2 separate regions of the Homo sapiens genome follow, and region 1 is linked to region 2. A link is a loop called in an ENCODE intact Hi-C map of the cell type or tissue named here. Cell type or tissue: GM12878. All regions are shown on one strand.

The links. A loop is a pair of places that touch in the nucleus more often than their neighbours do. Peaks named below come from ENCODE experiments on the same cell type or tissue, not always from the same donor. Only the 100,000 strongest peaks of a DNase experiment are listed, where the experiment ranks them.
Region 1: a loop joins it to region 2, with 2.4 times the contacts of the local background. A loop is called at or near these places in 1 of 110 quality-filtered maps.

The regions. Positions count from the first base shown.
Region 1 is chr3:158,203,694-158,208,693 of GRCh38, forward strand. All of the region lies in intron 4 of RSRC1 (arginine and serine rich coiled-coil 1), which reads left to right. Among named protein-coding and RNA genes, the nearest start is that of RSRC1, 96 kb to the left of the region's middle. In GM12878, no CTCF peak of the experiment used is centred here; a DNase peak (open chromatin) is centred at 2,518.
Region 2 is chr3:158,134,915-158,139,914 of GRCh38, forward strand. The region is part of intron 3 of RSRC1 (arginine and serine rich coiled-coil 1); the gene reads left to right. Among named protein-coding and RNA genes, the nearest start is that of RSRC1, 27 kb to the left of the region's middle. In GM12878, no CTCF peak of the experiment used is centred here; no DNase peak of the experiment used is centred here.

The DNA.
Region 1 (5,000 bases), 69 kb after region 2:
GATTTACTATTGTTTAAGCCTTTTTTAGTATAGAATGGGAGCTTGGGCAATATTAGGGTATGTGTGTGTTTGTAAGAGTGAGTGTATCTGCTTATGAGGTCCAGATTTTATTTTTCATAGAATTGATATTATTAAAACAATGAGATTCTAGTTTTGTCCATTTAGAGACAGAACTTGAAATCCACTCATAAGTGTTTGTCAAATTAGAAAACATTAAAATGAAACAATCTTTTTTAACAGAGTAAATTTACAGCATCTTGTTTGTTTTATTCAAAATTGTAATTGGGGTCTTTTATTCTAGGAAGTAGAATCTAATCTTGGAATTTATCCTCTTTTGTCAGTCTTTCAGTGTCTTGTGTGAATATATTTATTGTAATACTTCAATATAAATGTGTTTATATTTAATGTATTAGTTTTCCATGTTGAAGAGTTTACTAGGATTGCACATATAGTATCCTGAGATCTTGATTCTATAAAGAATTATTAAGTTTATTAAAAGATACAGAACTCTTTCCTCATTCCTTTCTTTTTCACAGTTGTTTGTGTGTTTATTTTTTATTTCCAAATTTATAGTGATGTTATATAAATCTGCCTAGATTGTTGGCTTTTAAGTATTCTTTAAATGTTAAATTTGTGGTGGAGTTTGGAAGAGGATAACATATTATTATGTGACTTTTGTTCACCTGATCATCCCACAACCATTAATGTACAGTAATCAGTTATGTTCCTGTAAAATTCTGAGTTCTATCCTCTTCTAGTTTTAAGGATTGTGAAATGTTACAGGAGAGGAGTTAGAAGTTAGATACCTGTCTGTAAAGGTGGGGAGGCTGAGTTAGCCAGCACTGGTAAAATGGAATGAAGGCAGAAAGCATATTGGGAAAATCTCTTGGTAACGGGAGAAAGTCAGTAGGATGATAAATTCGAAGGGAGGATTTACATACAGTAGAGTTCTGAGTCTGGAAAATATGCTTAATGAATAAAACTTGTCAATCAAGGAACTGCCTTGCTTCTGGTTCCTTTTAAAATTTTTTCTTCTTTTGGTTTTGTTTTTAAAAATTACATGGCTGTGGAAGAAAGCTATGATTTTTACTGGTCATTAAATTTTTGCCTTCCACCTCACCAAAGTTTACTTTTTTAGAATAATACTTGTGTAATTGCATAAAATTTATATTATATAAAACATTATATGGGGAATTTTAAAGGTAAGAAATATGAGAGAGTGAATAAAACAGAAAGGTTAGATTGTGTTAAAAAGGGTTCTCATATGGTAACATTAATCTTGAATGTCTCAGCCAGCTTTACAGGTTAGACTCATCTCTCACTCATAGTTGATTGTGTTCAAGTGGACCAATTTCTGGATGGCAAGTTTACAAGATAATAGTGTTGTATTTGTCGTTATTTCTTAACATTAATTTCAACAAAGGCAATGAACAAAGTCAAAATAAGAGGTGCAAAATAAAAGGGCACTGGGGACTGATGCCAAAAAACTGTGGGTAGTCTGCATTATGGTTTTAGTGGGCCGTAGTAGAGGATAGTGTTGTGTTAGGGTGCCCTTTCCCTTGCTTAGTGCTGAGGTGCACACAGATTCTTATATTTCCTAAGCCTGATTTTCAAGCCATTCTGGACTTAGAATCTTTTGTATCACTCAGAGCACCTAATGTACATGTTAATTTTTGTTAAATATTTAATATTTAAATATTGATTATCAAATATGCACATTCATTCATCTGTTTAATTGTTCAGTCAACAGTATTTAAATGCCTTCTACTTGTCAGGTACTGTGTTAAGTAATAAGGATATAAATGTTAGTGCCAGTACTGCTTGGAGCTTTCACACAGGTGGGAATATAAACATGTGTAGAAGGGAAGATATGCAAGTGATTATAGTAAAGTCGGATGAATTTTTCCAGTAGGAAAAGTAAAAAGAGCTGTGGAAACACTGTACCAGTTAGGATGCTTTGGCTGTAACGAAACCTAACTAAGAGTAGCTTAAATTAAACCAAGGGTCAGCAAACTTTTGTAAAGGGCTAGATTAGGGGTATCCAATCTTCTGGCTTCCCTGGGCCACACTGGAAGAAGAAGAATTGTTTTGGGCCACATATGAAATACTCTAACGATAGCTGATGAGCTAAAAAAAAATCACAAAAATCTCATAATGTTTTAAGAAAGTTTACGAATTTGTGTTGGGCCACATTCGAAGCTGTCCTGGGCTGCATGTGGCCCACGGGCTGCAAGTTGGAGAAGATTGGGCTAGATAGTAAATAATTTAGGCTTTCTGGATCATTTGGTCTCTGTTGCAGCTACTGAACTTTACAACTATAGGTAATAGTAAACTAACAGGAAGGCCGTATTTCAGTAAAACTATTTATAAAAATGGGTGTCTGGCTGGATTTGGCTCAAGAGTTGTTATTTGTCATTTCTGGCTTAAACTATGAGTGCACTTACCGCTAATAATGAGCAGTTAAAAGATAAGCAGTCTGAGGCTGTTTTTATACTTCTCACAGGCTAGTCTAAGCATGTTGGCTTTCATTTTCAGTCTTGACACCTTCTGGTTGAGAGATATTTCCCTCCATAAACTTCAAGCTGGTTGATCTTAACTAGTCTCTGTGTCAGGGAAGGGCTCTCAGATGAAGTGATTTTACATATTGAAGTAAGAGATGGGGAGGAATGATCATGCAAAATGAATTTCATATGGAAAGGCTTGGAGGCATCAGGATGTGTGTGGTACAATTTGAGGGACTGAAGTCTAGTGGGGCTTGGTTTAGAGTAGAAGATAAATAATGATGAGAGATGATTATGAGAGGGCTTTGAGTATGCAGTTAATTCTGGAGGCAGTGGGATGCCAATGTAGAGTTTCAAGTAGAGAAATGATGTGATTGGGTCTACATGGGGTATGAACAAAATGCTTTACTCACAGTGGACGTAAAAAGATAAGCATCGGCCAGGCATGGTGGCTCACGCCTGTAATCTCAGCACTTTGGGAGGCCGAGGCGGGTGGATCACCTGAGGTCAGGAGTTTGAGTCCAGCCTGACCAACATGGTGAAACCCTGTCTCTACTAAAAATACAAAAATTAGCTGGGCATAGTGGTGCGTGCCTGTAATCCCAGCTACTTGGGAGGCTGAGGCAAGAGAATTGCTTGAACCCAGGAGGTGGAGGTTGCAGTGAGCTGAGATCGTGCCATTGCACTCTAGCCTGGGCGACAAAGTGAGACTCCGTTTAAAAAAACAAAAGATAAGCATCTAACATTTTAAATGTATTTTTTCAGTATCAGGAATTTTGCTAAGCATTTGACATATATTATCTCATTTAATAACCTGATGAAATAGGTGCTTTTATTATCCTATTAATATAGATGAAGGTGCTTAGGCTTGTGGTCATAGAGCTAATAAACGGCAGAGTTAGGCTTCTAATTCAAATGGACTGACTGTCACCTGCCTCTTAACGACACACTATCCTCATTTCTTTAGTAATCCATAATTATTAATGATGAACAAGAGAGTTTGAGATCAAGTGATATACTGTTGTTTAAACGTTCCTAGAAAATAGAACTGAAAGAATTTTCTGTACACTGTTTTTCCCTGATCAGCCCAGAAATCTCATTAGTAAAAGATTGATCCCTTCTTTTCTCCCTCTCTCTTCGTTCTTACTTTCCCACCTCAGCATTTCATCTATTTAGAATTATATTTAATTATCTTCACAGACAATTCCTAGGCCTTAATTAAGTTTATTTTAGTGATGGTTTCATTAGCTGTCTTTTTTCCAGGTGGCTTTAAAAAATTTGTGGAGAGAGAGAGAGGAAAAAGGATTCACAAACATTTAAATTAGGACTTATGTATTAGTTCATTGTGATTGTGCAGTGCATGACAAGTGTTTTAGCTTGTGCTAAGTAACCTAAGTGCTTCTTCACATGGGAAAACAACCTATGTGCAAAAGTAACAGTATTTAGATAGATAGATAGATAGATAGATAGACAGAGAGACAGACAGACAGACAGGACACAAAGTATATATTTATAAAGCACAAAAAGCAAGGACAGTAAGTACAGTAATGGTAAAGCAAGGTAAAGGTTGTTTATAAATTGGGAAAAACAAAACAGGAAAGAAAGGAATGCTCAAGCAGGAATTAATGAGCTTAATAATGAGGGAGAGCTTTTTTATACTTTTGAGAAAAAAATGCGAGATCAGATAATTCTGAAAAACCCTTTTTAAATAACAGCTAATTATAGTTCTGGAAATACCTAGAACATTAAAATTGTAGAATTCGTCTTATAATGTCATAAATTGGCCTGCTAATTTTATTTATCTACAGATTTAGGAAGACCTAATATAAACTGGAAAGGTCTCAGGAGTTTCTAGGGACTAAAAGATGCCTTTCCTTATAACACTGTGTGAATGATTAATATAAGAAAGACATCGAGTCCTGTCTGAAATTTTATCAAGAATGTTTAATGACTTTTAATGTTTTATATTTATAAAATTTAGTTTCTAAGAATATTTTCTCCTTTAAACACTGATACAGATTTTTCTTTTTTGTTTTCCCCCCAAATTTTAAAAATAAATATTTCTTATCTTTAGAAAATTTCATTTTTTAAAAGTGAAAGCAATTTATTAAGAAAGTAAAGGAGTAAAGAATGGCTACTCCGTAGTCAGAGCAACTGTATTTCTTTTTTTCTAATTTGTAATTTTTAGAGACAGGGTCTCATTTTGTTGCTCAGGCTGGAGTGCAGGGATGTGATCATAGCTCACTGCAACCTTGAACTCCTGGACTCCAGTGATCCTCCCACCTTAGCCTCTTAAGTAGCTAGTACTGCAAGTGTTCACCACGAAACTTGGCTAATTTTTTTATTCTTTATTTTTTCTTGAGATAAAGTCTCACTATGTTGACCAGGCTGGCCTCAAACTCCTGGTCTCAAGCAATCCTCTGGCTTTGGCCTTCCAAAGCACTAGGATTACAGGAGTGAGCCACTGTGCCAGGCCCTAGATCATTACAATTTTTATAA
Region 2 (5,000 bases):
TTTGTTAAGTGTGTAAAACATTTGAAATGAGGCACTGTGAAATATTTACCCAGGTGACTTACATCAGTGGTGATTAATTTATTGATAATTTTTTTCTAGCTTTTTATAAAGATTCTGGTAAATGTGCATAATACCCCTAAATTCCTTAAAACTAATTTAATTACATAAAAGTTGTTATTTTTGGCTTATCATCTCAATATTTGATGAACCAAAATACCGTACCAGCTAATAACATAATATTTGAACTTAGTGTAAGTTCTTAACTGTGCTGTTTACTGCCACATGTTGTTTTGTGAGGCTCAGAATGTGTTTTGGATATTAGCAGAAGAGAAGTAGTCATTTCCAAATTATAGTGTAATTTTTTTTTTTTTTTGAGACAGAATCTCGCTCTGTCACCTAGGCTAGAGTGCAGTGGCGCAACCTCGGCTCACTACAACCTTCATCTCCTGGGTTCAAGTGATTCTCCTGCCTCAGCCTCCCGAGTAGCTGGGATTACAGGCATGCACCACCACACCCAGCTATTTTTTTTTTTTTTTTGAATTTTTAGTAGAGACAGGGTTTTACCATGTTGGCCAGGCTGGTCTCAAACTCCTGACCTCAAGTGATCTACACGCCTAGGCCTCCCAAAGTGCTGGGATTATAGGCATGAGCCACTGCGCCCGGCCTATAGTGTAAATTTTTAATGTTTTTTTTTTCTGGAGTTTTCCCTCCAATTTTTTTCTTCACATGGTAGCCAAAATGCAATGCAAAATGCAAATCTGATAGGACCTCCTTTATTTCAGTGGTTTAGAATAAAACCCAAAATGTTGACAAGGCTTTAAGTCCCTTTGTGATCTGACTCCTTCCTGCCTTTTCAATCACATCTTTCCAATGCTAGTCATACTTGTAGTGTTTAAACAGTTTTCTTTTCCTGTCTAAGGACCCTTGAACATGTGGTGGTTGCCTCTGCTCAAAATGTACTTTTCTCCCACCCATGATCTGTAATTAATCTTTTAGGTCTTTACTTAAAGACATTTCCTTAGGCTGGGATTTCCTTAGGCAGAATTTTAGCAAGCATGGTAAAGCAGAGCCCACTTTGTCAAGGAAACATGGATATGCATGCAGTCTTACTCATTTTCAACGTATAGATTGAGCTGTAAGCTTGATCATAATCACTCCTTACTTAATTTGCATTTCTACCATGTAGAAACTAATTTGAAATTATAGAAGGTGGCATTACAGACAAGAGATAGCATGGAAAGAGCTCTGAATCAGCCTGAGTCTCAGTATCTTCATGTATAAAGTATTATGCTCATTCTAGTTCTAATTTGATTCGAAATTACATGAAAATAAGTTTCATAATGTATATTATTTAAATTATTTTAAAATATCATTTTTAAGTTTTTTAAAAAACTAATTAGATGTACCTATTATTTTGCCATGTTACCATGCTCTAAAATAGTTATAATTAAATCCGCTAAAAGGAACTGAACAATTACATTGATGCTATTGCTTGCTTGGTAAACTTCTACTTGCTCCCCTACAGAGCTCTAGTTTGCACTGAGCTAAATTCTTATTCTGTTGTATATTTGTAATGAAAATGCTTTTTGTATGTGAGTTTTTGTTTATCTGATTAATAGCTTTCAGAGGTGGCTGTGAGGTCTTATAGAGGTACAGAATTTTTAGGGCTAAAAGGTTATTTTATACTATTTCTTTTAGGTGAGGGAGCTAAGACTAGGGAAGATAAGGTAAGCAAGTAATGGTGGCAGAAATGGTTCTGTTCAGTGTGTGGTGACTTTATGGTTTTCTTTTTGCAGAGTGTTTTTTCTTTTTTTTCCTTTCCCCCTCCAGTTTTTCAATGGGTGTGGAGATCATGCAGGAGCAATAGAGAAAACGAGAAAATTGTGGACGAGCAAAACTGGGCAACATTGTTCTTGGACAGATAGTCTGAAAGTGAGCCGTTTGCTTGAGGATAATAAGTTGAGTGTAAGATGGGTCACACATATAAGTACAAGAGGTTATCAATTCAAGTTCTAAAAATCTGCTCTGTTCTTGTAAGGACACTGTTAAATAAATGTGTGTTTCTATCGTTCTTTCATTTACCTGAGGTAGTCCATTTTAATAAAATTTATCCAAAATAAAGAAGCCCAGACCATGAGTCTAACCATGTATGCAGTTAATTTTTATTCAGGTCACTATTTATTTTCATTATTTCCTCAACTGGAATGAGCAGCACTTTTACACTGACATGCAAAACAGATGGATTTTTGATTATTAAACCTATTGAATTAATAAGCTCATTTAAAAAATTGGGTATTCTCCCCTCACCTCACTTTCTATTTCTCAGTCAAGTTGCTTTAATTAGGATTTTAATGTAATGTGTAATCTGAATATGGCAAAAAGTGAACTGTTAAGTATTATTTAGAAATCACTAAATTTTTGAATAAAAGATTCAGTGATTAATATTGAATAAAAGGTTTTATGGAGATATATAATACTGACCCAATTAAATATATATATATATATAATAACACTATTATTTTGCTATTTTGCTTTAAGATGATGCCCTTGCAGTTTTTAGGTATTTTAAATCAGTTTTAAGGCTTTAAAGTCAAAATTCATTGTTTAGATCTAAAAGGAATATTGTAAAAATTAATTAGTTGACCTTATTTCCAAAAATTAGTAGATTCAGAATACTGAAGTTCTTAGTTGGCAGAAGAACTCTATTGTCTAGTGACAAAATAGGTGACTTTTTCTTTTTCTTTTTTTTTTTTTTTGAGATGGAGTCTTGCACCTGTCGCCCAGGCTGGAGTGCAGTGGCACCATCTCAGCTCACTGCGACCTCCGCCTCCTGGGTTGAAGCGATTCTCCTGCCTCAGCCTCCCGAGTAGCTGGGATTACAGGCGCCCACCACCATGCCTGGCTAATTTTCGTATTTTTAGTAGAGACAGGGTTTCGCCATGTTGGCCAGACTGGTCTCGAATTCCTGACCTCCTGATCTGACCTCGTGATCTGCCCGCCTCAGCCTCCCAAAATGCTGATTACAGGCTTGAGCCACTGTGCCCAGCCCTAGATGATTTTTTCATAGACGTTTTTTCTCAGGTTTTTAACTGCAGTGCCATTTTAGTGTTTCACATCTTGACTCACATTGGAGCCCTTTGTTGCCCAGATACAATTAGGGACCAGATTTCCACCTGGGATGGCAACCACATTGTGGGGACCTCTAGTTGGGGGCTCCTGAATTGACTGAATGTACCCTTTGTTGCTTAGCTAAGTTAGAGCTACTTTTCTGTTTTTCAGCTAAGTTTCCATGTTGTGCAGAGAGGGGCTATGACCTCAAATCAGCTGAGTGGATGATCTGTCCATGTTCAATTTCCATGGCTCCTCTTCACTGGTATAGATAACCAGACAGTGACTGCACTTCTTTATGCAATATTTAGCACAGTATCAAGTTGGAGACTTTCATATGTGCTTTTGGTTGAGGTGATTTTGTTTTGGCAGTACCAAATTTCTTGCTATTTCTTGTGCCTCATTTATGCAGCGTGACGGAAAGATTGAGAGAATTCTATGTGGGGTGTGCTTTGTTTCCTGGGCAGGGCCCAGCCCAGAGTTTACCAAGGTGGCTTGACATAAGCACTACTATTAGATTTAACTAACTACTAAGCAGTTTTATTGGGTGGCTCCTTGAATGTGGCAAACACTTAAATGCAGTCCCTGCTTTAAATGAACTTATTGTCATAAGATTTCCTTTTTATTTTTTCTCTATATCTTTGTTTACTTATTCTTTTCCATCATTGTGTTATAACAAACTATAGAAAATAATGTTTCCTATATTCCATGATGTATTCAGGAGGAAAAGGATAATTCATTAAGTTAAAATTATTTTCCCCAAGTCATTCCTGTGAAATTGCAGAATTGTAGAATCTTGCCAAAAAATTAATAATGATTACTTAAAATATTTAAGTAGTTTAAAAGTAGGTAAACTGTTGTGTGTTTTATGGTGGGGTTGATTTTAAGTAAATAATTCCTTAATTATTCTCTTTACTTTCATTTTGTTTAGTCTATGTTTCACTCATTGTTTGGTGAGGAAGGGTCTAGAGTATTTATAAATCTGTTTCTTAAAAGATCATCATATTTGTTCTGTTTTCTAAAAACACTGCTTAATATTTGATGACATTTTCTTCTAGTACTTACTATAATTTTTTGAGAATGAATATTTTATTTTGGCCGGACACGGTAGCTCACACCTGTAATCCCAGCACTTTGGGAGGCTCAGGCAGGTGGATCATCTGATGTCAGGAGTTCGAGACCAGCCTGGCCAACATGGTGAAACCCTGTCTCTACTAAAAATACAAAAATTAGCTGGGCCTGGTGACGGGTGCCTGTAATCCCAGCTACTCAGGAGGCTAAGGCAGGGCAGGAGAATCACTTGAACCTGGGCGGTGGAGGTTGCAGTGAGCTGAGATCGCGCCACTGCACTCCAGTCCGGGCAACAGAGCAAGACTTAGTCTGGAAAAAAAAAAATTTTATTTTAATAAGCATGTTTATCTTGTGGGTGCTGCAAGCCTACAACTACATCAGGAAGTGCAGATAGTACCATACGAAACTGCATATTAAATTGTATGTTCCTGATGGTGGTGAACTTCAGTAACTTCTTGTGTGTGTTTAATACTTAGAATAAACTGCATTCACAGAGACGTGAAATTAATAGCTAATGATGCTTTTTACTGAATCCCATTAGTCTTTTTTTTTTTTTTTGAGATGGAGCCTCGCTCTTTCGCCCAGGCTGGAGTGCAGTAGCATGATCTCGGCTTACTGCAACCTCCGCCTCCCAGGCTCAAGTGATTCTCTTTCCTCAGCCTCCCGAGTAGCTGAGATGACAGGCGTGTGCCACCACGCCCAGCTAATTTCTGTATTTTTAGTAGAGATGATGGTTTCCCCATGTTGGCCAGGCTGGTCTTGAACTGGTCTCAAGTAATCTGCCCGCCTTGGCCTCCCAAAGTGCTTGGATTTACAGGCTT